Regions from separate parts of the Mus musculus genome. Here region 1 is linked to region 2. The links are chromatin loops, found by intact Hi-C in ENCODE. Cell type or tissue: gastrocnemius. All regions are shown on one strand. Links, peaks and the distances in the headings refer to the core of each region. The heading gives the core; the rest is flanking DNA. Region 1 overlaps Itga9 (integrin alpha 9). Region 2 overlaps Itga9 (integrin alpha 9).

Region 1 (16,232 bases), core at 3,062-11,061, 52 kb after region 2:
CCCTCCCCATTCCCACTGGTTCCCCTTCTCTCCTCACATACTCCCCTCTCTTCTTCATTCTATCTACAATGCCCCACTGCTCTCTCTTCTGGGACTGTGTGTGTTGGCTTTTGTGATGCTCGTGAGCCACTTAACACAACTAAATGATCTCTACTCCTTAAACACAAGTCAGTCACCTTGTAATGACTCATAAACTTCGCTTAGTACCTGGCTCATTAGCCTATAACAAGCATATTAATGTATGCAATATGTTCAGCATAGGGAATACACACCAGACACTGCTGTAAGAACCCAAAAGTATTGATCACTTAAGCTGGGCACAGAATTTACATCCTCATTGGCACTTGGTGTTAATGAGAGGGAGCTGTAGAGAGGCAGGACTCAGGTTCTGGCATTTGGAGTCCTGGGTTTTGTTCTAACCACTGTGCAACTCACCCTCCACATAGTGAAAACTCAGACTTGCAAGCCATGCTTATCTCTCTGGACCTTGATACCCTGCAAGCCGGTCTAGATGACATCTGAAAGGTCCTATCAGACTCTAAATGCTCCCATTGTCCTTAACCATAATGTGACCCCCACCTGCAACAGGGAGCTTGCATCACCGAGGTTTTCCACATTAAGAGAAAATAATGGTTGTTTTAGGAGCCAAAGCTGGTTTCGTTTCAACCACAAAACAAGGAAGTAGAGATCTCCAAAACCAACAGGACAGGACAGGGCCTTCTCACTGCGGGCCTGCCTCTCATCTAATCCCTACCCCCACCCCCTCACCCCACTACCCCAGTCTTCCTGAGAAATCTGAGCATCACCACCCCTCCCATTTTACAGATCCAAGTACACAGAACCATTGTCCGGTCCTCAGATTTCCTCAGCAGCTGCTCTTGGTCCCAGTACTCCCTATACTGGCCCCTCTCCTTACTGTGGTTGGGTTTTTGTTTTGGGTTTGTTGTTGTTGTTGTTTTTCCCAACGTACAAATTTGAATATGTATGCGTGTCCTTAAGGAAGAAAAGTCAGGTGGGAGCAAACATCTTGCTAATATGTTCTCTGGTTAAATCTTCTCTGGCTCCATTTGACCATCATGGAGTAAAGAAATATACAAAGCAAAGAAACCTAGGCCACTGCTGCAGGAGGACTCTGAGCTCCCAAGCGGAGCCCTGCATCTGTCAGCTACCTCTGCGTAACAATTTTAATCCCTCATGGCAAATGATAACGATGCTGATTTCTCGATCATACAGCTACGCAAGAGCTAGGGCTCAGCTGACCTGGGTGGGCTGGCCTGTCCCATGTGTTTGTGTTTGGGGACCAGTGAGTGAGCTGTATAGGATGTGGAAAGTGCTGAGACGGGTGGGTGAAAACCAAATGTCCTGGCTGGTACTCATGTATGTTCTCTGCTACTTGACTGATAACACTCATTCACTCATTCATTCATTCATTCATTCATTTGTGACAGGGGCTCATTCATGTTCCCAAGCTGGCCAGGAAGATAAAAATCCCAGAACTTCACATATGCTGGGCAGTCATTCTACCAACTGAGCTACACCTGTGGCTATATCATGGGTGTTTAGGATGAAGAGTTTTTGTCCCACTAGGACAATATAGAGATGAACAGGGCCAGATTTCAGTCTCCCCATCTGGCCCAGCCTCAAGCAGAGAAAGAATGAAGGTATGAAAACAGCCCACCCTCACACAAGAAGAGGGGCTGTGCCTCCACTTAAGTCCCTGCTGACCTTTCTGTAGAGAACCGTTCACAGAATGTCCTGCTGGGGGCTTCTGAGTTCCACATAGTGCCATGGGGTCCCCCTGCCCCCCATGAGACAAAAATGATTTACAATATCCTTAGTGTCAGAACCCCTCTTGATGACCACGAGAACAAAACCTAAGGAAGCCCAGGGAAGCACAAGGCAGTGCGGACCCAGGCCACTTAGACCTCTTTCCAAAGGTGTAAGTGGGAAGCAATGAAAAATCAAACAGCCTTTTGCACTTAGAGAGGGACCTGGCTCAGCAGCTCACCAGAACTAGGTTGGCTCAGTTTTGCCCAAGAATGTGCAGCTCTAAGCAGGGCATCGCAGAAGACCCCGAGTGACCCTGTGCTCACAAACACACCCCACAGAGCTCATGGTCTCAGAAGACAACATGTAGAATGGACCCGACTCAAATCCACAATCAGAGCGCACTAAGCCTGTGTGGAGTTGTATAAATTTAAAAAAAAAATCATGTTTATTATTGTTTGACTTAGAGATGTATTGTTACACAGTGACAGTAGACTGATACCAAGTGTTGTCTAGACCCAAGGAATGCTCTCTGACTAGTTCTGACAGACACCCGAGGATGGTCAGAAGTGTATGCCATAAGAACTGAATGAGGGGGCTGGTTGGTCAACTTCTGCCATGTTATGGCTTTATAGAGACTGGATCTTCTCTTCCCACAGCCTAGAACATCCAGGACTTTTCTAGAAGTCCAATGACGATCCTGGCTTTATGGCAGTGCTGTATTGATCACCTGAACCCGTTCCTTGCCTTTCTGATAAGGACTCTCAGGTTCAGAAAAGGATAATAAGTTTCCCAAGGCCCTATAGCATGTGGTAATTCCAGAAAGCTAAGAGAACAGCTGAATTGTTTGACTAAATCTTATCCCTGGAACTGGTAATGAACACAGTAGTCTCTGTGGCAGGAGCAGGGCTGGGCAGGGCCTAGACCACTGTCCCCCTTGCAGTTGCCTCTTCCATGGACATGACATTGATGCCAGAGTCGATCTGGGGACAGATAACCCTGCTCTCACACCAGTGTGTGGAAAGCCTGAGAGAAGCTGAGGCAGTGGTGTGAGGGAGAGGGCTGGGGATTGCTGAAGTCACCCAGCAAGGAGGTCACCGCGCTGAGAGAGAACCAATCCACACTTACCTTCGTAGCAGGGAATCAGCACCTTGCCTTTGGCCTGGAGGTTGGAAGGGATGAGGTAGCAGAATCCATGGGGCAGGATGTGGTCTGCTTCGTAGTAGATGTTCTTCCAACGATGGGCACAGGCCTAAAGGGACAGAGAGGGAGGGAGGGAGATTGAAGTTCACATCAAGGCATCAGAAAAATGAAATGGAGAAGAACCAGCTCCTGAGAGTCACTGGAGGAGAGAGTGATCAATAGCTGGACCTGAGCACAGAGACAGAACGACAGAAGACAGTGGGCTACTGAGTCTTGGAGTGAGACGTGGCTTCTAGGCAGAGGGCAGGGAAAGCCTAGAGAGTGGACAACACCCTCCACACTGAGCAAAAGAAGGGAGACGCTTCCGGAAAGAGAAGCATTTGGTGCAAAGGACGTGAGCAGAGCATTAGGTTTGGAAGTCACAGGGAAAGAAAGACAATGAGTGGAGAGACTCTGAAGTAAGAAGATGTCAGAGAGGCAGCCAGGCCTCAGCTAGGCCTCTCACTTTCTATTTTTTTGTGGTGGTTTGGATAAGAATGGCCCAAATAGACTCATATATTTGAATGCTTAATCATTAGGGGATGGCACTATTTGAACAGATTAGAAGGATCAGAGCTGTGGCCTTGTGGGAGGAAGTATATCACTGGGGGAAGGCTTTGAGGTTTCAAAAGCCCAGGCCAAGTGAGAGTGTTTCTCTCTGCCTGTGGATCAGGATACAGCTTTCAGCTACTGATCCAGTACCATGCACACCATCATGTCCCCTGTCATGATGATAAGGGACTAAACCTCCAAAAACTTCAAGCAAGCCCTGATTAAATGCTTTCTTTTTTAAGAGTTGCCTCGGTCATGGTGTCTCTTCACAGCAATAGAACAGTGACTGAGTCAGTTTCCTAAATCTTTACAACTATGTTATTATTAAGAGAATGATGGCAAGGCAGTGCTCGGCCACAGCACCCATGTAGAGGTTGGAGGTCAACTTTGTGTAGCCGGTTCTCTCCTTTATGTGGTCCCAGGAATTGAACTCAGGTCACCGGGTTTGTACAACAAACACTTTTACCCATTGAGTCATCTCATGGGCCCAGGACTTCTATGTTCTTCATGGGATTGCTAAGTAGCAGGGAGTGGCTGGGTAACACAGTCAATGCTGAGACCAGGACTGGATCTAGCTGCTCCTGTGCTTCATCTTTCTATAAGGCCTTTCTATCATCAGATTCTGGATTCCTGATTGAGAAGCAGGGACAGTGGCTATTCTTATAACCCGTCCCATGAGGCCCTGGCACCTAGCTGGAATGGGACACCCAAGGCCTCTGTATGGGCTCTTCCTCACTTGTTGAATGATAAGATCATTGTCATCTAAGCTCTCTGCTCTTTTTCCCTCCAGTGACGCTGCCACTGGGGGGCCCTGATAAGCCACTCTGCCCAAAGGGGACCTCAGTAGGGCACTGGAGACCTGAGCTTGGCCACACTCTGTGCCATGTTTGAGATAGCCAATGACAGATCAGCTGTCTCTCCTACTTCACTATATTATCTTCCCTCCCCACTTGATTCTTGCATTGTGAGGGAAAAAAAGAGACATTTCTCAGCAGATGGAGACAGCACTTAGTGAGAAACAGGAAAGATCACAAGGTCAATAGTTGTCCCATACTTCTACATAGAGATATCCCTCCTGTGTGGTATGTGTGTGTGGTATCTTACTGCCTTGTGGCAGAGTCTCTCACGGAACCTAGAGTCAGCTTCTCTGCTCCCCAGCGCCATGCTCGGGCTACTGGCATGTGTGACTATACATGGTTTTTACATGGGCGCTGGGGATTAGAACTTAGATCCCGACACTTGCAGAATGAGGTGCTCTTGCTCACTGAGCCATCTCCCCAGTCCCTACATGCTTAAAATCATCTCTATACTTATAACAGTGCAGTCAACACAGAAATTGTTACATCACGCCATTTGGAGAATGAATACAAGGGAAAGGTCTGCCCATTCGTAGAGCATATGCAGATTTAAAAATCAGTTTTGATCACAATTGGTCGAATCTGGAGCTATCAAACCCATAGCCCATGGAATCCACAGACACAGAACCCGTGAATAGAAAGGGCTGACTAGCAGATTTTTTCATTTTTGGATTCTGACTTAGTTCTTACAGTTTGTAAATCTGAGTCTCTTAGATCACCCAGTTTCTGAGCAAATAGGCTTTATTCTAGTTGAAGGGCTTGGCCCACAGCTTGAGAGCTCTCGTTACCTATAGCATGCTGAGTTAGAGAGGCCGAAGTTTATCGTGGTGTGTCTGGAAGCCAGCTGCACACATGGACAGCATCACCGATGTTTATTATATTGTCTGCTTTCCATCCCATAAACTGTTTAAGGGTGACCTTGAAGAATCCCTAGGAGACCCAAATACTACATTTTACACTCATCTAATTTACAATATTCTGGGAGGACAGAGATCAAAGGTCAAAGACAGACCCCACTCCAGAAAATAGAAAGGAACTCTGAATATAAATTATAAGAAGAAAACACTGTGCTTAGCCAGATCATCCTCACGCACGTGAGCCCGTCTGACCTGCATCCTGTACAAAAAGAGCAAGATTCCGAGGAACTGCAAAGCATCGTGACTCGGTCGATTTGGGGAGTGAGTTGTAAGGAAGGGCAGGGAGTGGTGAAGGATAAGGAAGAAGAGATTGCTCTGGAAGTGGCCAGAGCCTATGTTCTTGGGCTATGGGGGTAACCCAGAGGTACTGTGTGCTCTAAGGGGAGTGAACAAGATGTAAGATGAGGGAAGAAAATGAGGAAGGAGAGAAGGGGGAAAGAGAAAACAACATGGAGAAGGAAGAGACAGAGGAAGAGGAGGAGGAAAGGAAGGAAGAGGATAAGGAAGGGGAGAGGGAGAACAGAGATGGAGGGGGAAAGGTGAGGGGAAGGAGGGAGGTGGAGACGAGGAGGAGATTCAGGAGGCAATACCCTGTTTAAATTCATCTTCTAAAGCACCCTAGGAAAAGACTAAGGACCCTACCATCACCCCAAATCTTGGCCCTCACACATCTCAAGTTAGAAGGACTGATTATCCTCCCAAGCAATAAGAAGAGGAAGAAAATTCTCCAATTCCCTTCAAAGGCCTTCTTTGTTGTGTGAATACAGCATGTTCTTCCTGGAGGGTGGCTTGGTGACAAATGCCTGTCTGTCCCTCCCACCCTCACACACCTGCACTTGTTGTCCACAGATGAACAAGCTTTGCCATGCTTCCAGGTCTGCAATGCACAGCTCGGTCACACCCCGGCCATCGAGACGCAGTGGGCACAGGATTAAAGCAAGGCTGAGCTGTCACGGAATTCTCCCAAAGACACTGTGCCTCCCTGGGCCGGGGTGGGGGTGGGGGTAACTGGGGGGGGCACAGGGGAAGAGGCTCTGGGGTGGTTAGCGCTGGGAATGTTGTTTGGCAGATGTTTACCTACAGCAAACTCATCAGAGTATGTTCTCGTGACCTGTGCACTTTTCTTCACATGTTATATTTTGGCAGAGCACTCATTCACACGTACGCACGCAGCAAACCAGGAAGCAGCGACAGGAATAGCCACAGGAACATACTGGGTGGCTTTGAAGAAGACACAAGGGAAGTAAGCAGATGAGAGGGCCAGAGAGAGCCCTGACATTCAGAAAGGAAACAGCGGAGTTAGAGCCGGAAAGCGCTGCTTCCACCCAGAAAAAAATATTGAGCCGTTTAGATAATTCCTTATCTGAGGCTTGGCAGCTCTGATGAGGAAAGATTGTGGTTCTGAATGTTCGAGGTGTGTGTGTGTGTGTGTGTGTGTGTGTGTGTGTGTGTGTGTGTGTGTGTGTGTGCGTGCGTGCGTGCGCCCAGAGGTTAATAATATAAAGTACCTTCCGCCCTTACTTTCTATCTTTATATATTTTTTGAAATAGAATCTCCCACTGAAGCTGGCTCTCATCAGTCTGGCTGGCTGGCCAGGGCTACGAGCGCAGTCATGAGTGGCTGTGCCCAGCTTTTGCATGGTACTGGAGATCTGGACTCCAGTTTTTATGCTTATGCAGCATGGCTGACTAAGCCTTCTTCCCTATTCCTGACAACACCATCTCTGCACTCCAGGGGTGCGGGAACAGTGTGGGAAGGGAACTTGCTTTCAGTACCATGGTAGCATTGGTAGTAGGGATCATTTGTCCCTGGTGGAAACTAGAAGGAACCACCTTATCCACAGACCCAAGATAGGCAGCCACTGGGCCAAGGTTAGCCTGGTTGGCCAGCTTGACATTCTGGGTCTTGGCAGCATTGATCCCGCTGAGACCATTTGTCATTGAGATGATTTACTCTCTCGAAGTCACAGCTGTCCCCTCCACCACCCTATCCTTGAAATCAAGGCTGTATCCCTAGGGAGACAGGTTTTATCCTGTGCCACAAAGTTTTCCTGAGGGATCAAAATGCCTTCTCTACCTTCAATTTAAAAAAAATTTTTTTGATTCCCAGAAATATTTCACAGACAAAAATGAGACATTAAAAAAAAAAGAAATGGATTTAAATAACACTAACATAGATGCACACACACAAACCATCATGAAATATCACCTCACACTCTTTAGGGTGGCTACTATTTAAAGGGAAATAGAATGTGCTGGGGGTGTGGCTCAGTAACAGAACAAGTGCTTAGCATGCCTGAGGCTGTGGATTCTATCTTCAGTACACAAGATGCCAATAGCAAGCAGTTGAACAATTAGTTGTCTCTGGAACTTTCTGCATGCTGGCCAAACACAAAATGGTTTGTGAACTTTAGAGGAACAGAGTGCCAAGGTATTCCCAACAATGGAAAGCAAAATTACCACATGATCTGATAGTCGCACTTCCACATACGTACCCAAAAGGAAGGGAAAGTGGGGTGTCTAATAAATTTTTTTTCTGGTTTTTCAAGACAGGGCTTTCTCTGTGTAGCCCTGGCTGTCCTGGAACTCACTTTGTAGACCAGGCTGGCCTCGAACTCAGAAATCTGCCTGCCTCTGCCTCCCGAGTGCTGGGATTAAAGGCGTGCACCACCACACCCAGCATGTCTAATAAATCTTTGCTAGTGTTTGTAGCAACTTTATTCATAATGGCAAGGAGCTAGAAGCCACCTAAACATGCATCCATGAACAAACAGAGAAAGCACTGTGCACGTGTGATAAAGTATCACTTGGTCTTGAGAAAAGAAAGAAAAGAAAAGAAAAGAGAAGAGAAGAGAAGAGAAGAGAAGAGAAGAGAAGAGAAGAGAAGAGAAGAAAAGAAAAGAAAAGAAAAGAAAAGAAAAGAAAAGAAAAGAAAAGAAAAGAAAAGAAAAGAATGCTGTCATATATGTTACGACAGAGCTGAGCAGTGAAGACACTACGTTAAATGGCAGAAGCCAACCCAAGATGACGAATCCAGCCCGCTCCTATCTGCAGGGGATCTGACATGTTGAGTACTTCAAAATTAGAATGATGATTACCAGGAAGCAGGGGGCAGGAGGAAGGGAGTTGTGTTTGAGAGATACAAGATTTGGCATCTGTGAGATGGAGAGTTCTAGAGATGCTGTTGTACAACAATGTTTTCTCACGCACTTCTGATGTTGTCTCCTGATTTTAGCAGAGAAGTGAGCTTTTCATTTATCAGAAACATGCGTGCCCAAAGAAAGCACACGTTTCCTCAGAGCACGTAATACTCTTCAAGGCTGGGGTGCTGCTTCACATGTTATATGCGTGACGACAACAGGAATAGAGACCTCAGATACCCCCTCGTGCCTACCCCTCCTTCCCCAGCACCCTTAGGGAGTGACTGATCAAATGAATGGTTCAAGCATTGTGTAAAACAGAAATCTAGCCCAATTACTTAGCTAGGATTATCTGCAGCGCCACATCCCACAAATTTTGAACCCTGCCTCCTTGGCTTTGGGGCAAATGTCTCCCATGCTCCTCACTGTTGCTTTAAGCCCCTAAACTGAATAGAGTCTCGTACCAACTGGCACAGCTTGGTCTTGGTCTTGCACTTTTGCAAGCAAACTCTCAACCACACTAAAGTCTCACATCCCTAAGTTAGTATATCTTGGCAGAACAGGCTATCTCTAGATTCAGTGCCTGGAGGGGCATCTCATGCCTTGCTGTCCCCAGCTTCCTCCTCCTCCTCCTCTTCCTCCTCCTTCTCCCCTTCCATATTGGTTCTGAACCACAGCTTTGCGTCCCCTCTGGGGAATATACATGCTTGGTTTCTCCCATCTTTTTCCCAAGAATGGGAGACAAGAGATATGGCTCTTTGGGGCTGAGTCACCCTGTGGGGTCAGGCCACCATGCCTAGAAGAATGTGGTGGCTTGGCCATCATCCATGGCCTGCTGAAACAGGGATTAAAGGACTAGAATCCAAGGCCAGCAGAAATGGGGGAGGGGGCAATGAGACCTACAGTGGTGTCCAGCAGGGAGGCCTTATAATTCTGGTGACAGCATCCAGCCGCTCTCTCTCCCAAGGACCCAACAATGTGGGGGTCTCTTAAGTGTGCTGAGGTCGGGTTGAGGAGATCAACACAGAACAGAGTTCCTCAGAGGGACTAGAAACGTCTGGCCTGTATCCTTGAGGAAAGCCCATTTCCCCTGGGAACAAACATCCATAAAGCCCCCAGCTTTGACAGCTTGTGGCCCAAAGGAAACCCCTGAGATACAGCAGCTGGACTCACTTTCCCTTCTTGACCTTGAACTTTTCAAACACAAATCATCCTACAGCCTTCGAGGAAAGCCGACGGCAGACTTCATAGGAAGTCTGAAGAGGACCACCCTACAGGGCACCAGCTGCCTGGGAAAGGGCAGAAGGAGTCTGCAGGGTGCTGACCATGGGATGCCTGGATGTATGTGTGTGAAAACATCAGCAGACTGTGAGGTATGCATGCCTGAGTACGCAACAGAAAAGGACATGTGAAAAAAGAGAAAATGGTTAATAATCAAGTCTCTGTCACAGTTAGAGGCTTGTTTGTCTGTTTAACATGTACTTAGTGTGTGTGTGTCAGTGTGTGCACATGAATGTGTGTGCATGTGTATGTTTGTGTGCATACATGTATGTGTATGTGTGCATGTGTATGCATGTATATGTGTTTGTGTATATGCATGTGTGTATGTGTATATGTGTGTATGCATGTATATATATGTGTGTGTGTATATGTATGTGTGTATGTGTGTGCATGTATATATGTGTGCATGTATATATATGTGTGTATATGTTATATGTGTATGTATATGTCTGCATGTGTATGTGTGTGTCTGTGTGTGTGTGCACACTTCAGAGGGTGACTCATGGGAGTCACTTCTCTCCTTTCACTGTGCCTGGCCCAGGAATTGAACACTTGAATTACATTCATGTAAAGTTCTAGAAAAACCAACAGCAATGTTTGCAAGACAGCAGTTGCCTCTGGGATGTGGGGGGTTGAGTAGATGAAAAACCAGGCTGGCCTCGAACTCTGAAATCCGCCTGCCTGTGCCTCCCGAGTGCTGGGATTAAAGGTGTGCGCCACCACGCCAGGCTTACAAACTTCTTTCTACCTATATTCTCATATTCTGTCTGTCTGTCTGTCTGTCTCTCTCTCTCTCTCTCTCTCTCTCTCTCTCTTGTCTTTGTGTTTGTCTGTCTCACTCTCTGTTTCTGTCTCTCTGCCTTACTCTGTCTCTCTGTCTCATTCAGTCTCGGTCTTTCTCTGTCTCTCTCTGTCTCTGTCTCTGTCTCTGTCTCTCTCCTCTCTCTCTCTCTCTCTCTCTCTCTCTCTCTCTCTCTCTCTGCTTCCTGGGATTAATTATGGTCTCATGCATGTTAAGAAGGCATGCTACCAGGGCTGGGCAGTGGTGGCACCTTTAATCTCAGCACTCGGGAGGCAGAGGCAGGCTGATTTCTGAGTTTGAGGTTAGCCTGGTCTACAGAGTGAGTTCCAGGACAGCCAGGGCTACACAGAGAAGCCCTGTCTCGAAAACAAACAAAAGAAAGCTCCCTACCACTGAGTTACATCCTCAGCCCAATATGTCTAAAGGTAATACAAAGAACAGGTTCTAGGCATGTCAGACTTTGACATGGCAACCCAATACTGTCACCTACAAGGGTCACACTCAGAACCACACAATTGAGGTATTTTTAAATCCCACAAAAGTTATCTCACAATGTTTTAAGTGACTTTACAGTTTTGTGTTGAACCTCTTAGCTGTCCCTGCTTCATGCAGATACATGTGGCCTGAAAGTGCAGGTGGGACAGATCTCAGAGCAGCAATGCACAACAGATAGCCTTAACGCTGTGTTCTGGCTTCTGTGCTAGCCACCTTTCCTATGGGGTCAGTCCTTCATGCTTAGGGTGCTCTGTCCCAAGTCACCCTCTCCCCAGAGGTCTTACCAAAACACGGCCATCTGCTCTGGGCTGCCGGGCCAGGCTCACCCCCATCCACTCGTCATCCCGGTCTCCCCTGCAGGTCTTCCCACAGGGCGCACCACGAGTCCTCCCTGGAGGGAGAAAAGAGGTCAGCTTTGGATTGAGGAATGGTGCAGCTGGCTGCTTTTCAAAGGGTGGTCCTGGGCACTCAAAGTTTTGTACCTATAACACAATGTCAACTCCATGGAAACTTGTAACAAAATGTTGCTGTTTAATTCAGCTCCTTCTTTTTCCACAACAACATTCTCGTGAAGGAAAAGGTGTTCCCATTGATGTTGTTCTGGGAAGCCACTGTAACAAACACCTCACAGAGAAGATCCCACACACCCAAGTCTCTTCTGATAAATAAAATCGAGACTCTTTTTGGCTTTGAAGGGTGTGTATATGTGTGTGTGTGTGTGTTTACAAGTTTGCATGTGTGCATATGCACATGTTGAAGGGTGCATCCATGTGTGGGTATGTTTACATGTTTGCATGTGTGTACACATATTGGAGGTATGCAAACATGTGTGTGTGTGCCACATGTTGGAAGGGTGTGCATTCATATATATCTCCATGCATGACAAGTGCAGAGGCTGACGTCAGGGGTCTTCCTCTGTTGCTCTCTGCTTTATGCTTTGAGACAGAGTCTCTTGCTGAACTTGGAGCTCACAGGATTAGCTACATAGTCTGACCAGAGATCCCACAGGAGTCGTCTCATCTCCACCTTCTCAACCCTGGGACTACAAGCTCATGCAGGCTCACGCAGCTCTTTCTGTGGATTCTAAGGAATGGGCTCAGATCCTTGCTCTTTCATAACCAACACCCCCTGAGTTGTCTCCCCAGACATGCCAGAAGTGGTGGCAGAGGCCTGGGTGATAAAGGGCTTTAGGGGAGCAAGGCCTGGAAGCATCTAGCAAGTCACCTGGCTCTTCTGCCCGTGTCTTTCTGTGCTTGCCTCTCCTATCTCAGTCTTCTCAGAGCAATCCAGTGCAAGCAATCCCCAGTGTCTACAGCTGGACCAGAGCCGATCCATGGAGACTGATCCAGTAGATCTACATTATCTACTAGAAAAAAGTGAGTACCACAGTCCATCCAATCATGCCCTTCACCATGCAAGACATAAAAGCTGATCTGAATGGCCTCTGGCAGCACACAGAGAGTGAAATCTGTCATTTAACCTGTCCAGTGAGGCCCTGTGTGGTGTAGTCCCTCCTACCTGGCAGTTGTCCTTTCCAACTTTCTCCCTCCCCTGCTCACCTCTCCTGTGACAACACTGTCCTTGCTGGAGACTGCACTTCCTGGACTTCCCAGCTAGCTACCTTCCATACACAGCAAGATCCCCAAGGAAGCCGTTTCCAACCTCCAATATAGAGCTTCCCCGGCGCACACCTTCCCTCTGGATTTCTCTTAGTCTATTGTTTATTTTAATGTCTATTCTGACTACTGGTTTTCCAGGCCCGGGGTGACAGGCTCCTTCTTTGCTTTGTTCAGTGCCTAATAGCTTATAGCATCTCAATACACATCTGTAAGATGGAGGGAGGAAAAGAGGGAGAGAGGGTAGGCCGGCAAGTGATGAGGCTGTCCTAAGTAGAAAAAGAACAAAGCATGAAGGTGTTGCTCCCATTTCTACCCTGACAAGCATGTCCACCCACCTCGAGCCATGTCCAGCTCGGTGCATCTCCGGTCAGGGTTGGTATGGACACGACACTTAAACACAGCTCCAGGAGACTTTACTGAAGTGCTATATTTAGAATCTGCCTTCGGTGCACCCACGAGGACCCTGCACATCAAAAAGAAAGAGCGTGTGGTCACAAACCAGTGCTGGAGAAGAAAAGGCAGGGGGTTACATCTTTGTCTAGGCAAGAGTGAGCAATCTGAATAGGCATCAGGAAACACACACACACACACACACACACACACACAGACACACACACACACACAGCTTAAGTAAAACAACCAACTAAAAGAAACGCAAACCTTTGTAAACTTGACACAGCCAGAGTCATCAGAGGGGGAAGGAGCCCCAATTAAGAAAATGCTTCTGTAAGAGTGGGGTGTAGGCAAGCCTACAGGCTAATTTATTAATTAGTGATTGATGGGGGTAGGTCCAGCCCACTGTGGGCAGGGCCGCCCCTGAGCTGGTGGTCCTGGGTTTTATAAGAAAGCAATCAGAACAAAGGATGAGAAGTGAGCTAGTAAGCAGCACCCCTCCATGGCCTCTGCATCAGCTCCTGCCTCCAGATTCCTGCCCTTTCTGAATTCCTGCCGACTTGCATCAATAATGGACAATGATGTGAAATACAAGCCAAACAAACCCTTCCCTCAATAGGTTGCCTGTGGTCATAGCCTGTCATCACCCTGACTAAGGCCATCGGTAGGTAACTGAACAGGCTCTCACTTTTACTAGTTACCGGTTACCAGAGGGATAAGTAAGGGGGGGAGGGGAGGGAGGATAGGCTAGGGAGGAGTCGGATCAGTCTGGGCCTGGTGGGTGCCAAACACAAAGAGGGAAGCAACATTAAGTTCACTTTGAGTTACAGAAATAAATCTGCCCTAAACTTTAAGTGTGTGCATTCATTCGTGAGTTGTAAGTGTACATGTGTATGTATACACGCATGTGCCCCCATGTGTGTGCATTCATGTGTATATGTGAGCAGAGGTCACCTCTGGTTGTCATTCTTTGGGTTCTATCCATCTTTTGTTTCAAAACAGGGTCTCTTCCTGGCCTGGCCCTCACAAATCCAATGAGACCCAAGGGAGCCTGTCTCCACCTCCCCACTGCGGGGGTCCATCACAAAAGATCTACAGTGCAGAAGACTAAATAACAACTGGGCACAATGTGTGCTGAGCAGTGAGCCACTAGGAAAAGGCACTGCTCGAGGGCAGGACACTTAGGACAAATTCCACCCTGCCGCTCCAAGAGCTGTGGATTCCTAGTGCCTGCGCAGTGGGGACTTGGGCTGGCCTTTGTTTCTAGCACCCAGGAAGCAGGACAAATCTGACCACCCCAGGATATTAAATACAGCAGGCCTTGGGATATAAGACACCACTGTTAGGCTTCTCTGCGGAGTAGAGTTAGGAGCCTCCCTGGGGTAGAGAAAGCTGGCCCCAGATCCCCTTGCTCTGTTCCAGGGGCCACCTTCTTCTTGGGGTCTCATTCATCCAGTCAGCTCCCCGCTACTCGGGTGTCATGGTGTCTGGCACCTTCCCTGCCAATGCTTTAGTGAGGCAGAGAGATTGGCAAAGAGGGCTGACGGATGTTACAACTGATGTCTGAAATCCTCAGCAGACTTCAACAAAGGCTCATGGACACTGTCACTAATTAAACACCAGAGACCTGGTGTCAGGCCCCATGGGTAGGTTCTGTCTTAATTCCTACCCCAGAACCTGGGGGAGCCCTGAGGACCCCAGACACACACACACACACACACACACACACACACACACACACACACCATCCTTGCAAAGAAATCTCTCTTCCCACATTAACCCTGGAAAGTATATGTTAGCTCCTATAGAGAGTTGCTTCTTGCTGGCGTATGAGAAGAGCTTACAATGAGCCAGCTCCCCACCCACATCTCCACCCCCACCATCCAGCAGCCTTACCATGTGTCCCTGCAGGACCTCTGCTAGGGCAGTTCACACTCCTTCAGCCCCTCCATGATATGCCTCAAATGAAGCGTCCCCGAGCAGGCTATGTCCATGGGAACTACAGAAGTCCTTTCCCAAGCAGGCCACATTCACCACCTGGCTCAGCCACACAAGGAGGTTTGGCCAGCCTGTGGATGCTCTAACTCAAATCCATAATGGCACTGGGAATCAAACCCGAGAGGAAAGCCACACTAAGGGATAATTCCCCACCCCCTTTCCTCTGGGGCTGAGTTTGAGCCACTGGAGCGAGTCAAAGAGCCTCCCTCAGAGAACCCGTTGTTTTCACAGGTGAAAAGAATTATCAGATTGACAACTTAAAACGGCTAAAGCATCTACAGCCTGCCATGTCCAGCCCTGAGGGCGAGGAGTATAAATGTAAAATCCTTGTGCTGCGTCCCAAGCCTCCCACAGACTCAAGTCTCCCATCAGCCCCAGTAAACAACCATTTGTAAGTCATTTTACACTAGGGGCTGGGGTGTCACTCAGTGGCAGAGCTCCTGCCCGAGGCCCAGGGTAGCATCTCCAGCCCCACACGCCAAAGATAAAATAGAGAAGCTACCGTTGTGTCCAGCTGCCTTCTGCACACCTATCCTTCCACCCATAGATAAGTTAGGTCTCACCAAAGAAGTGTCTGCGGTGGTGACAGATACAGAGACGCACGTCTGGTCAGAGTGCAGAGAGGGAGTGACTGAGGTGCTCAGTCAGAAATGGATGTCTTTATCACACCCCCACTCCCCAAGGCCCAGGGGACATCAAGGAAGCAGGCTGGAAAGAGTGTAAGAGGCGGTCAGGGGGCTGCTGGGAAAAAGAATATTCTGAAAACGAGGGAAACCTTACGCCCATGAACTCAGAGCACCTGTCACTGCCTGCACAGTGCACAGGAACAAGCCAGTCAGCCTGCCTGCCTCGGTGGGGGAGGGGCTCACAAGGCCACACTTCTCCATGAGGAGCGGTTGGCCAAGGATGGCTACCGAGGAGTGGAGGCAGAGAATCATTTTCCTTCAAAGAGCTGACCCTTGGTTGGTTGCCCATGATCCAGTGGATAGACCTACACCCTCGCTGAACATATGGGAAGCACCCGACTCAGCGGGTAATTTTTTTTTTTTAAGACAAAAAGGAGTTAGACACTGTGGCACACACATTTAATCTCAGCACAGAGGAAACAGAGGCAGGGGGATCTCTGTAAGTTTGAAGCCAGTCTGGTTTACTTCCAGGACCATCAGCTATGTAAAGAACCTGTCTCAAAATAAATATAAGTAAATTTAATTAAAAGGTTTTTTTTTTAAG
Region 2 (16,232 bases), core at 4,774-12,773:
AGAGACATAGCCTATGGGTAAGGAGCAAATCGCTCTTGGTTACAGAAATCAATTCTCTTTGTGGCTGTCAGGAGGCTCTAGGAAGCCACAGGCAGCCAAGGATGAAGCATCCGAGAATACTCTTTGGAATGAGCCGAACTCTTGTTTGCAATTGCTTAGTGAAACATGGGATAAACCTGTTCGTGAGGCTGCCTGCTGCCAGAGTGGGAAGCCAGCCGGCATGCCACTTGGCACGTGTCTAGAAGGGCAAGTGAGGAGACCCCTCCCGCTAGAATGTGAGCCTGTGCTCTGTGCCCAGGGCTGAGCACAGCGTCTGGCAGAGCTTCATCACGCTTTGCTGATCCAAGAGCCCAAAATAACACAGATGAGGTTCATCTTCCCACCTCCATGCTTCCAGAGTCCAGGGTGAGCACGGAGAACGGCCTCTGAGAGCCAAGGCTCTCTGGAGTAGGAACGTGGCCTTCATACTTCAGATCCCCCATGAACCGAGATGCTTCTCTGCTGGTTTATGAAGCCCTTGGTTCTCAGTTCCAAGCCCACCATCCACTCTGCTGTGCTTCTAGGGTTGGGATCCCACAAACCTGTTTTGCCAACAGCTCCCTGTGAGGTTCTGCCAATAACAAGAGGGAGAGAGAGAGACAGGGAGCCTGCAAGGCTGGAGGGGTAAGAAGGCCTTTCTCCTCCATGCTTATTCATCCGCTTAACCAACAACTTTTTTTTTCATGGCAGCTGGCCCCAACAGCCATAATTCAACTTCTTAGTTTCTTCTCCATGGCCCAGAGCCCTCATCATACTTTCTCAGAGGGGTATGTAGTTCCACCCAGTGCTCTCTGCTTAAAGAATTGGGTTGGAGTTGCACAGAGTCCCTTCCACAAACTCTCAGGTTCTGATAACCCCAAGGAAGGAGTTAACTGAGTGTAACCTTGACAGGCCACCCAGAAGCTTGGTAAAGCACAGGTCACTGTCTTCTACCTGAAATTCTCTTTCAGTTTGTGTGTACATGGCTAACCAGAAGCCCGCAGGAGATGTCATGCAGCTGATCTGAGCAGCTAGCTGGACAGCTACTGGCTTGGACTCAGCCATGGCAGCTCTCCTCTGCAGTTACCACTGCTTCCTCTCCGGCCTGCTCAGTCCCTTCCAAGAAGAGTCAAACCCTCTTACAATGTATACTGCGGCAATCTGTTTCCTCACTGGATTTTGCTTATTACAGTGGCCAAGGCAAATTCACCCCTTATGGACATCCCATTTCTCACAGTATTCCCAGAAGTCACCATTGCCCCTCTACAGGCTGAACTTGACACTGCTGTGACCAAATGAGAGTTGAGATTTCCCATTGCTGAAGCAAGATTGAAGAGACGTGTACTTGGCCAAGCCCGATAGGTTCCAAGGACAAGATGCAGAAGCCCAAGGGACAAGACAGCTTCTCTGGCTCCCAAAGTCATCCTCCAAACAGGTCATGTGACTGAAGACCCACCAGACTGATGCCACAGAAGACCCCACCCTTGGTTGTAATTCAGGTGCCCAGGTGGGGCTGCCCATATGCAGCCATCTGCTGGTAAACAGCCCAGAATACAGACATGCCGAGTGTCCAGAAGACCTTTCCAGACAGGCATCACCAGGCAGTCCACAGACAACACCCGGGACAGCTAGGGGTCCACCGCCAAAAAGAAGTAGGAAGGAATACAGAGCCCCCAGCTCTGCCTTCTGAATGCAGAGGCCTAGGAGATGACCCTGGGTGGAGGACCATTTGTCCTGGAGGTGCCTGTCCTTCCTGTATCTGGAGACTGGGGACACCGTCTTCCTAGCTCTGTGGAACCAAGAGTCTCCTTGCTGACCATGGGGGATAGCCACATCAGCCCTGGCTTACACAGCTCCAATAAGCTACCACCCCCACTGATGACCACATTTCCAGAACAGCCATCCATTTTTCTCTCTAAACTCTCTGCTCCACAGCCAGCTCATTCTCCATTTCTGATTGAGATGTCCCTCATTTTCATGAAAATGACAGAAGAAAATGAGATGATAGTTTGGGAATTCATTCCCTAAAGGGATGTAAATGAAAGCCTACCCCTTTTCTAGAGGGGTTCAAGGGCCAAGCAAAGTCCAGAACAAACTATGATCCCCTAAAGTCCAGCTTGGGGAGAGAACCAATTCCCAACAGGGAACCAGGAGGATTGTTGGGCTAACTTACAGAGCATGAAAGAATGGTTCTTGCAGGAGTGTGGGTGATCCCAGAACAGCCACTCTGGAAAGTGTCACCCCAGCATAGATGACAACTTCCCCACAGCTGCATGGTCCTCACCTCTCCAGTGACCTCCCACGGCCACTCCAGCGTGCCAGAGACTGTGAGGCCAAGCGCAATTAGGGCAGAATGACATACAAATGGCTAAGAGGTATGGACGCAAATGGCTGGAGTCTCAGGTGAGTCCAGTGACTTCCCTCTTCTTCCTTCTATGAGGGAACAGACAACAACCTCATCTCAGGGGCCTTGAGTAGTTCCTGCTATTCAGATGAAGTGATGGTGGTTGTCCCCGGAGGGCAGCATCTTACAAAAACAAGTGAGGGGACTTCTCCTTACTGCCCTATCAATTTCAATATCGTCCACACGTGAATCTTAGTTCTTCCATGTGTGCACATACATGTGCTTCTGGGGGTTGAATTCTGGGTCTCACACATGTTAAGCACTTTCTTTAAGACTCAGCTATAACTCAAGCCCCAACCTGGTTGCTAATGGCAAAGATTCCTAGAGAGCCGCAGAGTACAAAGGGACATTTGTCTTCAGTGACTCATGTGACAGAGGCTAGGGAAGTGACCTGAATGGAGAATGCACAGGGGTCAAACACCCACCACTGACCACTGCCCAGGTGGCTCCTCAGCCTGCCTTTCCACAACCTTTCAATACTTTAAGGACCATGGTCAAGCTCAGACCCTAGTGGTCTGTGAAAAGCTGTTGTGTGACTGTGGCCCCGGAAAGGGTCACCGGTTGAGAAAGCATAGGGGCTCCACCCCATCTCCTCACTCAGCCCTGGAGTCTCACGCTCTGAGCCTTCTTGCCCTTAAACTCACTTCTCGGTTTCTCCGCTCTCCCAAATGCCACTCATTTTAATGTTCTACAGAACCGAAATCATAACTATAAAAGTGGTGTCCACCACCACATCAGGAACAGAGCAACGAGAACTCCCCACAGGCCTGCAGCTCGGAACTGTTCCTGGTGTAGGGCGCAGGTAGATTTGAGTAAATGGTTATTGAATGAGAATCAGTGTGAACTATTGCTTGCATATCTTCTAGAGCTCTAAAATATCCCTTTTATGTGTAACAAAATTAAGATTCAGGGGTTTGGGAGTATAGGCATGTATTTATCGGGCAAGAGGGCCTGGGTTTGGCAACTCCCCATCCCTTCCCCGTTCCAACATAATAATTGCTTACAGCATCCTGTGAAATGTTTGCTAACAACTGATCAGCATGTTGATGTAACGGATGGAATGTCCTAAGTCCAGCTGAGGGAACTACACGTGTGGGTGTGCTTTGCAGGTTTGGGGGTTGTGCATAAGTACGAACTCCAGAGTAGTGCTTTTCACACTCAGATTGCACACAAACCTCACACGGAAGTGGCCATAATTAGCTACAGCTCTCCAGTTGACACTGCCTCTCATCATCAGAGGGAATCTCAACTGAGGCATGTACCTCATTTTGCCTTGTGGTCATATCTAATAGAGAGTGTTCTTGATTGATGGTTGATTTTGGGAGGGCCCAACCCCATGTGCAGCACCATCTCCCTGGACTGTCCGAGAATGTCTAACTGAATATGAGCTTTTCCCAAACTCTCTGAGATGCCAGAGTAACACCACACTCTTAAAAACCTGAGTCCTGGAAACCTTCACCTCCAGATCCCAAAGTCAGCTGTGTGTCGGGTACCTAGTTGATGGTGCAAGCTTAGTGGGCGGCCTCCAGATTCCTATCATCTCCTTATGTCAATGCATGGAGTGTTGCATGCAGAGGATGCTCAGGCACTCCATCTCAGCAGCCCACACTCTGCCCCGCCCGGTGAGTTCCCGTCTGGTCCTCATGTATTTGGGGAGAGAATGCAGGAAGAGGTTCTTGTCCTAGAGCTGAAGGGTGTGTGAAACTTGAAACACGTAAATGAGCAGGGAAGAGGAAGGCAGAGCCGCAGAGGAAGAGTATCCAGTCCACAAGACCCCCTGCCTGCAAAGCCCACTGGGACTCAAAGTGAGAGGGAACTTGGAGCATCCCCCGGGTTGTCACCTCGCATCAGCTAAGACTGGCGAGTCCCGACACTGTGACTCATTACCGATTTCTCCTGGTACATTCTTGCCATGGAACCGGAAGCACACGGTGACATTCAGGCAGTTCACAGGCTGTTGTCCATCGTGACACTGAGGTGCTGTGATGTTGATGGAGCCTGGCAGGAAGATGGAGACATCCACCGTGATGACCGGTCTGGCCCTGCAGGACAAGGAGGGGGAGGGGAACCTGTGTTAAGTAGCAGCTTCCCGAACCAAACATGAACTACACAGGCAGAATAGATCCCGGGCCTTCAGCCAGCATTTAATTAAAGAATGAAATGCCCCAAGAGAGAAAGGCCAGTGTGCTCTCTGTAAGTATTTTTTCTGGTTTTAAAAGTAGCACATTCCCTAAAATACTAATGGTTTGCTTCCCGGTAACAAAGGCAAGTTAGTTGTTAATGAAACACAGCTGGCTGAGGCCATAAATCAGCCACCAGATGCTGGGCGATTATTTAAAATTTCACCCAAGAAGTTCCGCTTTCCATCTTGTTGGGGAGACACTGTCGAGAAGTTTCTACAACATAAACTGGGACTCAGAGACTAGACACAGAGCTGGCTGTGACAGCTTACCCTGGAACCCCAGAATCCCAGTAACTGACTCAGAAGGAATTCCCAGAGTTCCAGGCCAGCCTGGGTACCGGCATTACGAAGCCAAAGGAAGCAGGTGGCAGGGAAGAGAGAGACAGAGACAGAGATAGACAGGGAGATGGAGAACACTGGGTATACACTGAGTCGCTTCTCCCTTTTTATCTAAGTGAGTTAGAACTTGGCAAACTTCTATCTCATCCACTTGGTCAAATATCCTCTTTCATTTATGTCTATCAACGCATTGGTTATGCTCTAAAATGAATTGATTAATGGAGTCCCAGCTGGTACCAGCCGAACATTTCAAGGCCTGTCTGGCCTTAGGACAAAATGAAATGCAATAAACACAGCCCTCTCTCTGACATGACCACCCGCCCAGTGCCTGATGGATGGCCAGCATCCCTGGACTCCCCTGGGGCATCAAGACAAAAGCTGAGACAGAAGCAGGCATCTCCTTCCCATCATAAACATCTGCTCAAGGAGGTGTCACCTAAGCTGTGGCTTGACCTTCTCCCCTCCCAACCTTTCACCTCTCAGGAGTCCTGGCCTTATGCATCTGGAGTGACACGAGATTAAGGGGCACCAAGAGCATGGGAAAGATGTAAGGATCAACCAACATGCACTGGGGTGACAGGACAGAGGGAACAGAGGACCAACCAACTCCAGGATGAGAGAACATTAAAGGAAAACTTGGCCACATAAGGCACTGAGAAGATGGAGGGCATGAGGGGACCCTGCTGTAGCCGCCATTGCAGAGAAGGAAGGGCAGCTGTGACCGGGCAGTGAACTGGGGGACTCTGAACAAATCTGGCTATGGGACAAAAGGAAGTCAGGCAGCACTAAGGCCTGAAAGAAACCAACATCCTGGCCTCTCCATGTTCTTCTTTCTTCCTGAAGATGCTAGAACTACTGATAAAGTAGATCACCACACTCTCATTGGTATACAATTGATGTCCTGATTAACTTTGTCAACCTGACAGGGTCTGGAGTCATCACGAGAACGGATTTCTAGATCAGGTTAAGTGAGGTAGGAAGACCTACCCTGCATGGGGAAAGTGTGGCCCATGGGCTGGGGGTCTTGGGCTGGGTAAAAAGGAGAAACGGAGCCAAGTAGCAGCATTTGGCTCCCTCTGCATCCTAACTATGATGCAGTGTGACCCCCTGCCTCATGCCCCTGCCTCCATGACTCCAAAGGGACTGTACCCTTAACCTACAAGTCAAAACAAACCTTTCCTTCCTTGACTCATTAGGCTTTTTATCCAAGCTTTTGTCATAGCAATAAGAAGTAGGCAACAAAGAAGCTGAGGAATGCTGTATAAAAGCCTGCTGGCTGCGAAGCCTCCCTACTGTGTGTTTCTCTCTCTCTCTCCCCCCCTCCCTCCCTCCACCCCTCCCTCCACCCCTCCCTCCATCCCTCCCTCCATCCCTCCTTCTCTCTCTCTCTCTCTCTCCCTCTCCCTCTCCCTCTCTCTCTCTCTCTCTCTCTCTCTCTCTCTCTCTCTCTCGTGTGTATGTGGGTGTGTGTTCGTTCGAGTGCAGGCACACATATGTGGCCTCAGCCCTATGACTTATCTCTGCCTGCTGCATTACTAAGAAAAATAGCTACTGTTTCTTTCTAAACCTCACCCACAAGTCTGAAGCCCATTTCTGGGCAGGGGAGCACAGAAAAGTATCCAAAGCTTCAGAGAGAGAGAGCTAGGCTCCTTTCTACAGAAACACCCTGGCAACTCCTGACTGCTAGGCTTTGGAAAAGAAGATGAAAGGCCAGACAGAGTCCATCCCTTTATCCACGGGTCAGAAAGAAGGCAAGGTCCCTTTCCAGAGAGCTCAGCTGAACATGATGGCATGATGAGCAGGAGACAGAAGGAGCAGTCCAGAACTACTTTAGAGAGAATATCCTGCATATTGTATGGATGCATTACTTGTCGATTAAAAAGCCTATAGCCTATGGCTTAGGCAGGAAATGGAAGGTGGGACATCCGGAAGGCAGAAAGGATTTTGGGAAAGAGCAAGGCACTGGAAGATGTGAGCTGGACGCATAGTACCTGAGCACAGGGAACTAGCCACGTGACAAAATGAAGATTAAAAGAAATGGGTTATCCTGTTTTAATTCTAGTTCAAGAAGAGCCTAGATATGTGGGCAAGGTGTTGTAAACATATTTTGAGTCTGAGTCTTATTTCTGAGAGCATGGGGCTGGGAGGAAGAGCCAAGTGTAATGTCAACAAGCCACCTTGCAAACCTTGCAAAGCAGGGAGGGTCCTTTGAAAGAAAGGGTGGGCAAAGCCCTCCTGGGCCCATCTCCTTCCAACATCTGTTACATCAGGTCTCTCGGGTTTTTTGTTTCCACTTCAAGTGTTGTTTTTGGATGAGGAGAACAATCTTTCGTAAGCCTCTCTGGTCATTTCCTTTGCTCTTTGGTGGCATGGCAGTAGGCTCCTATCACCAGAACACAGCACCAACACCGTGCCCCCCCCCCCCGCCCCCTGTGCAAACTTCCTGAGGGCGGAGCTGCTCCATCTCCTAGGGTGAACCCTATCTGCCACTCACCAGCCCCAGAGATAACAGAGGCAGAGAGGGGGCACCTGAGGACAGAGCCAGGGGTGCTTTTAAGACTTCAAAGAAGCAGGTAACTAGAGTGCTTTACAATGGCAGAGACATCAAATCTTCACATTGTACTTCCAGACAAATAATAAAAGTGGCTAGGGCACAGTTCTCATGGGGTGGTGTTCTTGTGCTCCTGGCAGGGAAGGGGCAGGGAAAGGTTAGTTATAAAACCAGCCCCGGGCCTTCCTCTGTCCAAGAAGCTCATCTGCGTCCACACAGATGAAGACGCTCAGTCAGATTCTCTCTGAGCCACAGCTCAAAGCTTCCCCAAATCCCAAGTGCATCCCTCAGCGCCTGCAACTGCAGCGAGCCCAGAAGCTCTCTGCAGGCATGCACACACACACATTCCTCTTTGCTTGGCTCACCCCAAATCAGAAGAAACTCCAAATCTAACTTCCCCGAAGCACTGTCCCTGAACCATCTGTGGATCTGCAACCCACCTTCAGGAATAGCCACTCTCACTCTCACCCAGTCTCCTTCCCTCAACCACAGCTGTGTGCCCCTGCCACACAATACCCAAAAGCTGCATCAGCCAATACAATCACTGACCTTGGGTATCACCTCTGCCAGGACATGCCCACCTGGTCCTTTCGGCTGAATGTGACACCACCGTTGCCTCTGACCATGTGGCCCTGTTGTGTTTTCCTACCGGCCCTTATCAGAATCTGGAATTTTCTACAAAGCTTGTCTTAATTTGCTTTCCTGTTGCTGCGATAAACACCATGACCAAAAGCAACAGGAGGAGAAAGGGGTTTATTTCAGCTTCCAATTTATGGCCCAATGTCAAGGAGAGCTAAAGCAGGAGCTTGAAGTAGAAACCATCAAGGCTCACTGTTCATCAGCTTCTCCCCCTGGCTTGCCCAGCTAGCTTTCACGTTCAGACCAGACAGACCCACCTGCCTTAGGGATGACACCGCCCACAGTGGACCAGGCCCTCCCATATCAATTAGCAATCAGGAAAACTTCTCACAGGCCAACCAGATGGAAGCAATTCTTCCACTGGTTCTCTTTCTTCCCAGGTGTGTCAAGCTGACAACCAAGCTCACCACCGCAAAGCCCCTAGTTCTCCACCCATAAAGCAGGTTATTAGCAGTACACACACCATGGAGCTGGTTAGAGGGCTAGAGGTCAGTTCATGCTGTGAGTACAAGATCTCAGAAACATCAAGTTGAGTGAAAGAGCTCAGAAATTAGAATGCATACGGTGTAACCTCACTTATGTGGAATTCTGGAATAGGTGAAAGTGACCTGTGGTGACAGAAACCACAATGGTAGATGCCTATTGGGAGAAAGATGCTATTAGAACATAGGAAGACCGGTAGATAAAGCACTTGTCATGAGTTTGCTTCTCAGAACCCACATAAAGCTAGAAGGACAGAACCCATTCCACAACGCTGTCCTAATGTGAGCCTCTCCAACACAATAACAATAAGAATTAACTTTTAACAGCATACGGAAAGGTGCAAGGTGGCAGAAATGTACTTTGTCTTGATGGTGGTGTAATTTGCTTGGGTATCCACACCAGTCAGAGCTCATTGAACCGTATGCCCAAACTGCTACGTTTTGCTGTATACAAATTACAATCCAAGAAAGAAAGAGAACACACAATGAATATAGTCGTGCACTGCACAGCGGTGAAGACAGATTGCACGCATGATGGCAGTCCCATAGATGGCACCACATAGCTGCGTTAGCTTACTGTAAGTACATACTGTGAAACTCAGCCATGATGAAATCACCTACTGAAGCATCCCTCTGAGTGCATGCCTATGGCTGGCTAGGCACAGGACTGTACATAAAACGCTCATGTAGTACCTGGTGCGAGGGAGGCACTCGTCATGGTTACCTGCATCATCATCTACTTGTTTATGGCTCACTGGCTAGGATCAAAGATCCAGAACCAGGACTGCCTGCCACCCTGTTCTCTGTCCAGTCTCTAGCATCAAATACACACACAGTTTCATGCTAACAGAGCAGTGTATATAAGTGGGGAGAGCGGGGGAGGAGGGCATGGACTCCTGCGATGGCGGCACCCCCATCCTCCTCTGAAGCTCACTTGGGCTCATTGTTGTCCAGGGGTGGGGTCCTCACTCCCTCACCCATGTGCAGTCTTCCTGGCATTCCACCTCACCAGACTCCACCTTCTGCTCCATGCTGGAGTCTGAGGTCTCCCATCCACAGTGAGGGCAACTCACTTAACATCTGTACTCATGGGGCAGAGAGATGAACAGAAACTTCGTTGGATTCAGAGCTCACAGGGGAATAAAGATGAGGTCCCAGCACTGAGCGGGGAAGCGAGCTTCATCTCCCACCCTAACTCAGAAGCTATCCCACTCCTTGCATAGGAAAACTCAGTTTTCTCCAATGGAGTCTCCGAGAGTATATAAACCCGTAGGGGCAGGCCACGTGCCCGCAGTAGATGACAACGCAAAATCAACTCAACAGGCTTTTCAGAGATTTTTTTTTCTCTCATAACACTTTGAGCTTTTTGTTCTTTTTAATCTTTTGCTTATCTGTTATGGTTCCCGATTCTGTGGGTTTTACGGATTTGTGTGTGCTTCTTGTGGTTTTTCTCTTTCTCCTAAACACTGGGTATGTTTTCTTTTTCTTTTGTTTTGTTTTGATTTCTCTGTTTTCTAAGGAAAGGAAGAGAAAGAAGGCCTGGGGTTGGATGGATGGGGAGGTGGGGAGGCTCTGGAAGGAGATGAGGGAGCAGAAACAGTGATCAGGATATATTGTAGGAAAAAGAATTTATTTTCAATTTTAAAAAATGATAAAGCCTAAGAGACAAACAATGCCTTTAATCCCTGCACTTGGAAATCAGAGGCTGTGGACTCTGTGAGTTCAAGGTCAGCCTGGTCTACAGAGTGAGTTCCAGGACAGCCAGAGCTACACAGAGAAACAGTGCCTTGTAAAACAAAAACAAACAACAACAGAAACAAACCACAAAAACAAATAAGTGCTCTGGGTATCAAGACTGCTTCCTAAGAATCCAGGGGACATGTTTCCTCTAAGAGGGACCCTGAGAACCACAAGGAGCTGTCAGGTCATTGTGAGGGGAATACACGCCTCACAGGGTGCCACTGAGGCTCCCCCAGCTCTTCACTTCACAGCTCTTCACTGTGGCCTTGCCTAAGAGGAAAGCCACCATGCCTAAGAGGAAAGCCACCATGCCTAAGAGGAAAGCCACCATGACCAAGAGGAAAGCCACCATGCCTAAGAGGAGAGCCACCATGCCCAAGAGGAAGGCCATGCCAGAGAATAGGGAGGAAAGAGTGGAAACCGAGTCATGAGGGTGATAATTTAAGGAACCAGGGAGGTTTGACTTTGGCATCTGGGGAATGCACTGTTCTCTTCGAAACTGCAGGGCTTCTGTGTAGATGACACAAAACCAGAAAGCAGAATGTCAGAAAGTCAAACCAACCATACCCACCCAAGACCAGCTTTTCTCTATACCAGGCTGTGTCTAACAGTTACATGTTATCAACCCACAGCTTGTGGGAAATACTCCTGTTATTGTCTTTGGCAGAGGAAAACCCTGGAACAGAGAGGTCAAAGGGCTTGCCCAAGAGGCTCCACCTAGAAGGACAGAGGTAGGGCTTGAACTCACACCACCTGCCCTCCACGTCATACCCGACTTCAAGGTTATTCTTGCTGGCACATGGGCAATTCAAAGTTTAGAACGGTCTAGCGATCAGCTGGTTCTTTCCTGTGGGGTATGTCATTTAAGAGGAGAGCGTGTCCCTCTGGGGAGACATGGAGAAGGCAGAGCTAAATTCAAAGCATCTGTAGTGGAGGGCTACATGGGCTCTGGATCCTTTCCAGCTGGAAGACCATAGCAGTTTATTTTAGAACATTCTGCCATCGAGTTATTAACAAAACCGTTGGCTCCCACTCCAAAGTAAAATTCTGCTTCCTCTGACTCACACAGGCCGAGATACTGAAGATGATACACGGGTAGAGATGGTGCTCAGTAGGCTTTAGCAAGTCCTGGGCCCAAGTGCATGTCTCTCACCTCTGCTGCGCTAGTGACAGGAGGTTCCTGGTCCCTGCCATTAAGAACTAACTGAGTGACGATCCTGGTTATAAAGATAGAAGCCGAGGCTGGACAGGGTTCCCAGAGCTTTGAGTGTCTGGTACTTATAAAAAACAAGAATGTTTGTATTTATGTCAACAAAGGGGGGTGGTCATGACCAAAGGCAAACAACTCTTGGATCACCCGAAACCCTGTCAAGAGGCCCCAGAAAGGTCTCAGCTCCCTGCCCACACTCTGGAACTCGGTGGTAAAGACTGACCGAGAATAAAGGGAGCATTCCTGTGTGTGCACAGACCCTTCAGCCTGCAAGGAGTAAGACAAAAGAAAGAGCCAACTGATAGGATCTGTCCCAGGCCTCCCCAACAAAGCTCCGGCTGTTACTCATGAAGAACATGGCCCTTCGAGCAAGAGCCAGACATCTCACCTGAGGAGAACCACGCTGTCGGACAGGAAGGCTCCGATGGTGACATCTGAGAACAAGAATTCAGACTCAGAACCTTGTGGAAAGCAGCCCCAGCTGTCCTTTGGTTCAGGGCCACAGTGACAAAGGCCCAGCCTTGTGGTCAGGGAGCCCTTCCTACTGCTGCTGTCTGGCTGTGTAATGTCTTTGTAAGAATTACAGCCACATTGTCTTAAGTGGCAGCCAACCACATGTGGGTACGGAGGCCTGGAAACAGGGCTGGATATGTAAAATCCATAGCAGATTTTAAAAGACCTAATTTTTAAAAATTAACTCATTAATAACTTTTATATTAGTTATACATTAAAATGATAAAATGTTGGCTATCTTGGACTACACGTCATGAAGATTAACTTCATCTTGTTTATGTATATTTTTCTGTAGTTACTAGCACATACTATTATATATAAATATATCATTAAACAATGATTAAGCTTTAATCATTAAGCAACAGCAGATATGATTTTATTTGAATATATAGTTTACTGTAATCTGTGTTGGGTGGATTGCTTTTTAGTGATTTGAAAGCAGATCTTTTGCCAAGGATTTGGGTTTTCTTAGCAAGACTTTGTATAAAGGATTTTCTTACGGCAGCTGAAGCCACCAGGCAAAAGCTCCCATTCAGCTGTGAGAACAACTGCTAACTAAACTGAAAACCTATCTTATCTCACACACCTATCTTCTTTTATCTGGCATGGTTTTGAGAAAAACAGCTTACCAGGATAGCCATTTCCATCCATATCAATGCCCCCTGATATGGACTGCCCAAACATCCGCAGGGTCGGGTTTAGCCTCCTCCCAGACAGCTTCTGAAACAGACAATAGAAACTCGGAGTCACAGGGGGGCAGTGAGGACTGGGACTGCTGGAACCCAGCTCCCTCAGGGCCCTGGGTCTGAAGCTGTTGAAAGGAACCATAGGTAAATTTGGCCATAAGGTCTATAGTAGATACTTGAAGATCACACACTTCCTTATTCTTGCTTGCCTTAGCCAGAAGTCCTCATTTAAAAATTTGCCTGGGTTTGGTGCCAACAAAATGTCTATTAAGCCTTGATTTTAAAGACATTATTTTTTTTTCCATTTGTTTATTTGCGTGCATGGCTTGCCTAGGCTGCAGTACACATGCAGAGGACAGAAGATGTCCTGAAAGAACCAGTTCTCTCCTTGAGGGTCCCGGGAACTAACTATAGGTTGTCAGGCTTGGCAGCAAATGTCTGTACCTACTGAACCATCTTGCTGGCTCATCTATGATTTTGACACGTTCAAGACAAATAAAGGCTGGGTCTCTCAATGGTATGAAGCTTACCAAGTGGTCTAGTCTGACTGACCAACATGCCCAGCAATCCAACTGAACCTGCTTCGCTAATGCTGGAATTACAAGGCAGGCAAGCACTTTACTGAGCCATCTCTCTTGTCTCCTTTGCTTTGACCCAGATACAACTGGCTGAGATGCGGGAGCATCCTTCCCTCCTGTTACTTAGTTAGGTACTAACTACTGCATTTGCCTCTCCTAAGATGGACAGGTCACTACTGTATCCAGCTGGAAAGACACCCGTGTGGAAACTTACCCTCCAGACAGCCAACTAGGAGGTCTATGGACTTCTGAGCTTTATAGCAATGGCTCAGCTGTTGGACCTGGTAAATCTAGAACTGCATGGTGCTGAGCCTCCTAGAAAGTACAGGGAGGGAGTCGGCCACTTCTGAAAGACCTTAACCCACGGGTCACATCCATTACTCCTCTACCAGGTCACATATTATACACCATTAGCTTCATCGTGACAGACAGCCTTGTTCAGGAATATTTGTTGGGTCTGGGGCACCTGGTAAAACACTTGACTTGCAAGCACAAGAACCTGAGATCTGGCTCCAGCATCGACATAAAAAGTCAGGCATGGTAGGATGTGCTTGCAATCCTAGTGGGGGGATTCAGGGGACAAGGGCATCCTCCTTCCTAATCAGTAGACCCCAGGTCTATTAGAGACCCTGAGTCAAAGGTTGTGGACAGTGCAGCCGAGGATGATGCCTGAAATTGTCCTCTAGAATTGTCCTCTAGCTTCATTACACACACACACACACATACACACACACACACACACACACACACGTCCGTATGCACATTTTAATAAAGAATACAGGGCTGGAGGGGTTGTCCAATGGTTAGAGCACAGTGTTCTTCCCCGGGGCTCCGAGTTTGGTTCCCAGCACCCACATTTGGGTGCAACTGCCTGCGATTCCAGTTCAGGGTGAACCAGTACCCTCTTCTGCTTCCTCAGTGACTGCATTCACTGCACAGGCCCCCACCCCAACATACACAAATGCACATAACTAGAAAGTAAAAAGATACTTTTAACAAAAGAACACCAGTACAGGGGAATGCCAGGGCCAAGAAGTGGGAGTGGGTGGGGGAGCGTGTGGGGGACTTTTGGGATAGCATTGGAAATGTAAATGAAATAAATGCCCAATAAAAAAATAAAAAATAAATAAATTTTAAAAAATAAATAAAAACCCAAAAGAATACAGTGTCACACTGCCAGACCCCCCCCCAGTCGCGGTTCTGCCGTGGGCTTCACTACACAATAGTTTGCTTCGGGTATCAACTTGATACAAATCTACAGTCATGGGAAAGAGAGAACATCAACCGAAGAATTGCCTTCATTAGATTGACCTATAGGCGCGACTATGTGTCATTTTCTAATGTAGGAGGGGCCAGCCCACTGTGGGCGGGGCCATCCCCAGTAGGTGGGCCTTGTCTGTCTGAGGAAGCTGGCCAAGCAAGTCAGAGTGAGCAGGCTGATAAGCAGTGATCTTTCCATGGTTTCTACTTCAAGCCCCTGCCTTGATTTCTCTCTGTGGTGGATTATAATCTGTAAACGGAAGTCAACCCTTTCCTCGCGGGTTTTGGTCTTTTTTTTTTTTTTTTTTTTTTAATCACGGAGACAAAAAGCTAAGTAGGCCACCGTGGACAGAAAAAAAGAGTGGAATTGATCAGATCTCAGAAAATGAGACTTTCTGGCTCAAGAAGTTTGGTGTCTTTGAATGGAACTGAACAACAGGAATGTGAATGGTAGCTTTGGCTCACTCTGCCTTTCTTTCTCTATGCTTATTGAGTCATTCTGTGGGGAAGCCCTGGTGGGGCTGGGGGCGTGTCCACGGGCTCTGCTGAAGAGAGGCTATCCCCTGCCCTCAGCAGCTGATAACTACAAGGAACTGTCCCAGAGATGATCTAAGACGGTGGCTTGCCATCTTCTGTTAAGGCATCCGGCCGGAAATGTGTGAGCATCAAAGGACAGCTCGAAGCCCTGTAGGCAGTACTGCAAAAACACTGCCTGTTAACAGGGCTCAGCCACACATCCCACATGGCTTTGTCTAAACAAATGTGTGTGTATCTGAGTAAAACCCACGCTTTGAAGCTGCACATCTCGGCTCTGGAGGCCAAGAACATTGGAAGCATCTTGCTGTGGGTTCTCCTTTCTTGGGTATACTGTGGCTGGGAGTGGGGGAGAGCGAGGGGTGGTCCATTTGGGGGGTGGCGATGCAGGCTTAAGTTATCCACTGACATCTGCAGGCCATTATGCTATAAAGCCAGGAAGATAAGTCTGCACGGTGCTAATAACTGTAAATGGAAACCAGGAACTGTGGGAAACCTCCACTTGTCCAGGTTTACGTGCAGCATCTGTTAGGGCAGGAGAAAGATCACAGGGGCCGCTGCGACATGCCCACCCGGGGGGTTCTCGGATTGAGAAAGGCATCTGAGGATCTTAAAATCAACACTTTTCATGGTAACCTCAAGGAGGTGGCATGAGTTAGAGAGGAACATGGGAGAAGTCCAGGCTCTGATCTCACAATTTCTCCAGAAGAAATAATACCATTTGGGTCCAAAGAAAAGCAATCCCATTGCTTAGATTCATTTCTGATTTCTTCCTCCAGTTCTTAAACACAATGCCCTCTCTGTCCAGGATCCAGGTCCGGAAGAACCTGTCATTAAAGGATTGTTTTTCCCTTTTAAATCATTGGCCTTATCATACACATATTAGCAAGCCTAGAAAATGTGACCATGGCTGTTTTTCTCTTGTTCATTTTCTCTCCACCCTTTTTATTTAAAGAGCCGCAAAGGCTCAGCAAGCCAGGGTGCGTGCTGACAGGGGCACCGTTTCCAGCTGCCAGTCGCGGCTTCCCACAAGACGCTCCGCTCTAACCACAAATGTGCACTGCAGCTTTCTGCAAGGCTTCCACCCAGCAACCAA

The links. Hi-C counts contacts between places; a loop is a spot of excess contacts. Peaks named below come from ENCODE experiments on the same cell type or tissue, not always from the same donor. Only the 100,000 strongest peaks of a DNase experiment are listed, where the experiment ranks them.
Region 1: a loop joins it to region 2, with 1.9 times the contacts of the local background. A loop is called at or near these places in 2 of 42 quality-filtered maps.

Annotation. Positions count from the first base shown.
Region 1 is chr9:118,623,290-118,639,521 of GRCm38, reverse strand. Itga9 (integrin alpha 9) reads right to left here. Exons shown (of 28, transcript NM_133721.2): 2 at 12,947-13,074; 3 at 11,277-11,383; 4 at 2,896-3,019. Among named protein-coding and RNA genes, the nearest start is that of Itga9, 25 kb to the right of the region's middle. In gastrocnemius, for the core only: no CTCF peak of the experiment used is centred there; a DNase peak (open chromatin) is centred at 7,047; H3K4me3 peaks cover 857 bases; H3K27ac peaks cover 2,103 bases.
Region 2 is chr9:118,677,502-118,693,733 of GRCm38, reverse strand. It overlaps Itga9 (integrin alpha 9), which reads right to left. Exons shown (of 28, transcript NM_133721.2): 12 at 12,708-12,798; 13 at 11,954-11,999; 14 at 4,310-4,464. Among named protein-coding and RNA genes, the nearest start is that of Itga9, 79 kb to the right of the region's middle. In gastrocnemius, for the core only: a CTCF peak has its summit at 9,162; no DNase peak of the experiment used is centred there; H3K27ac peaks cover 805 bases.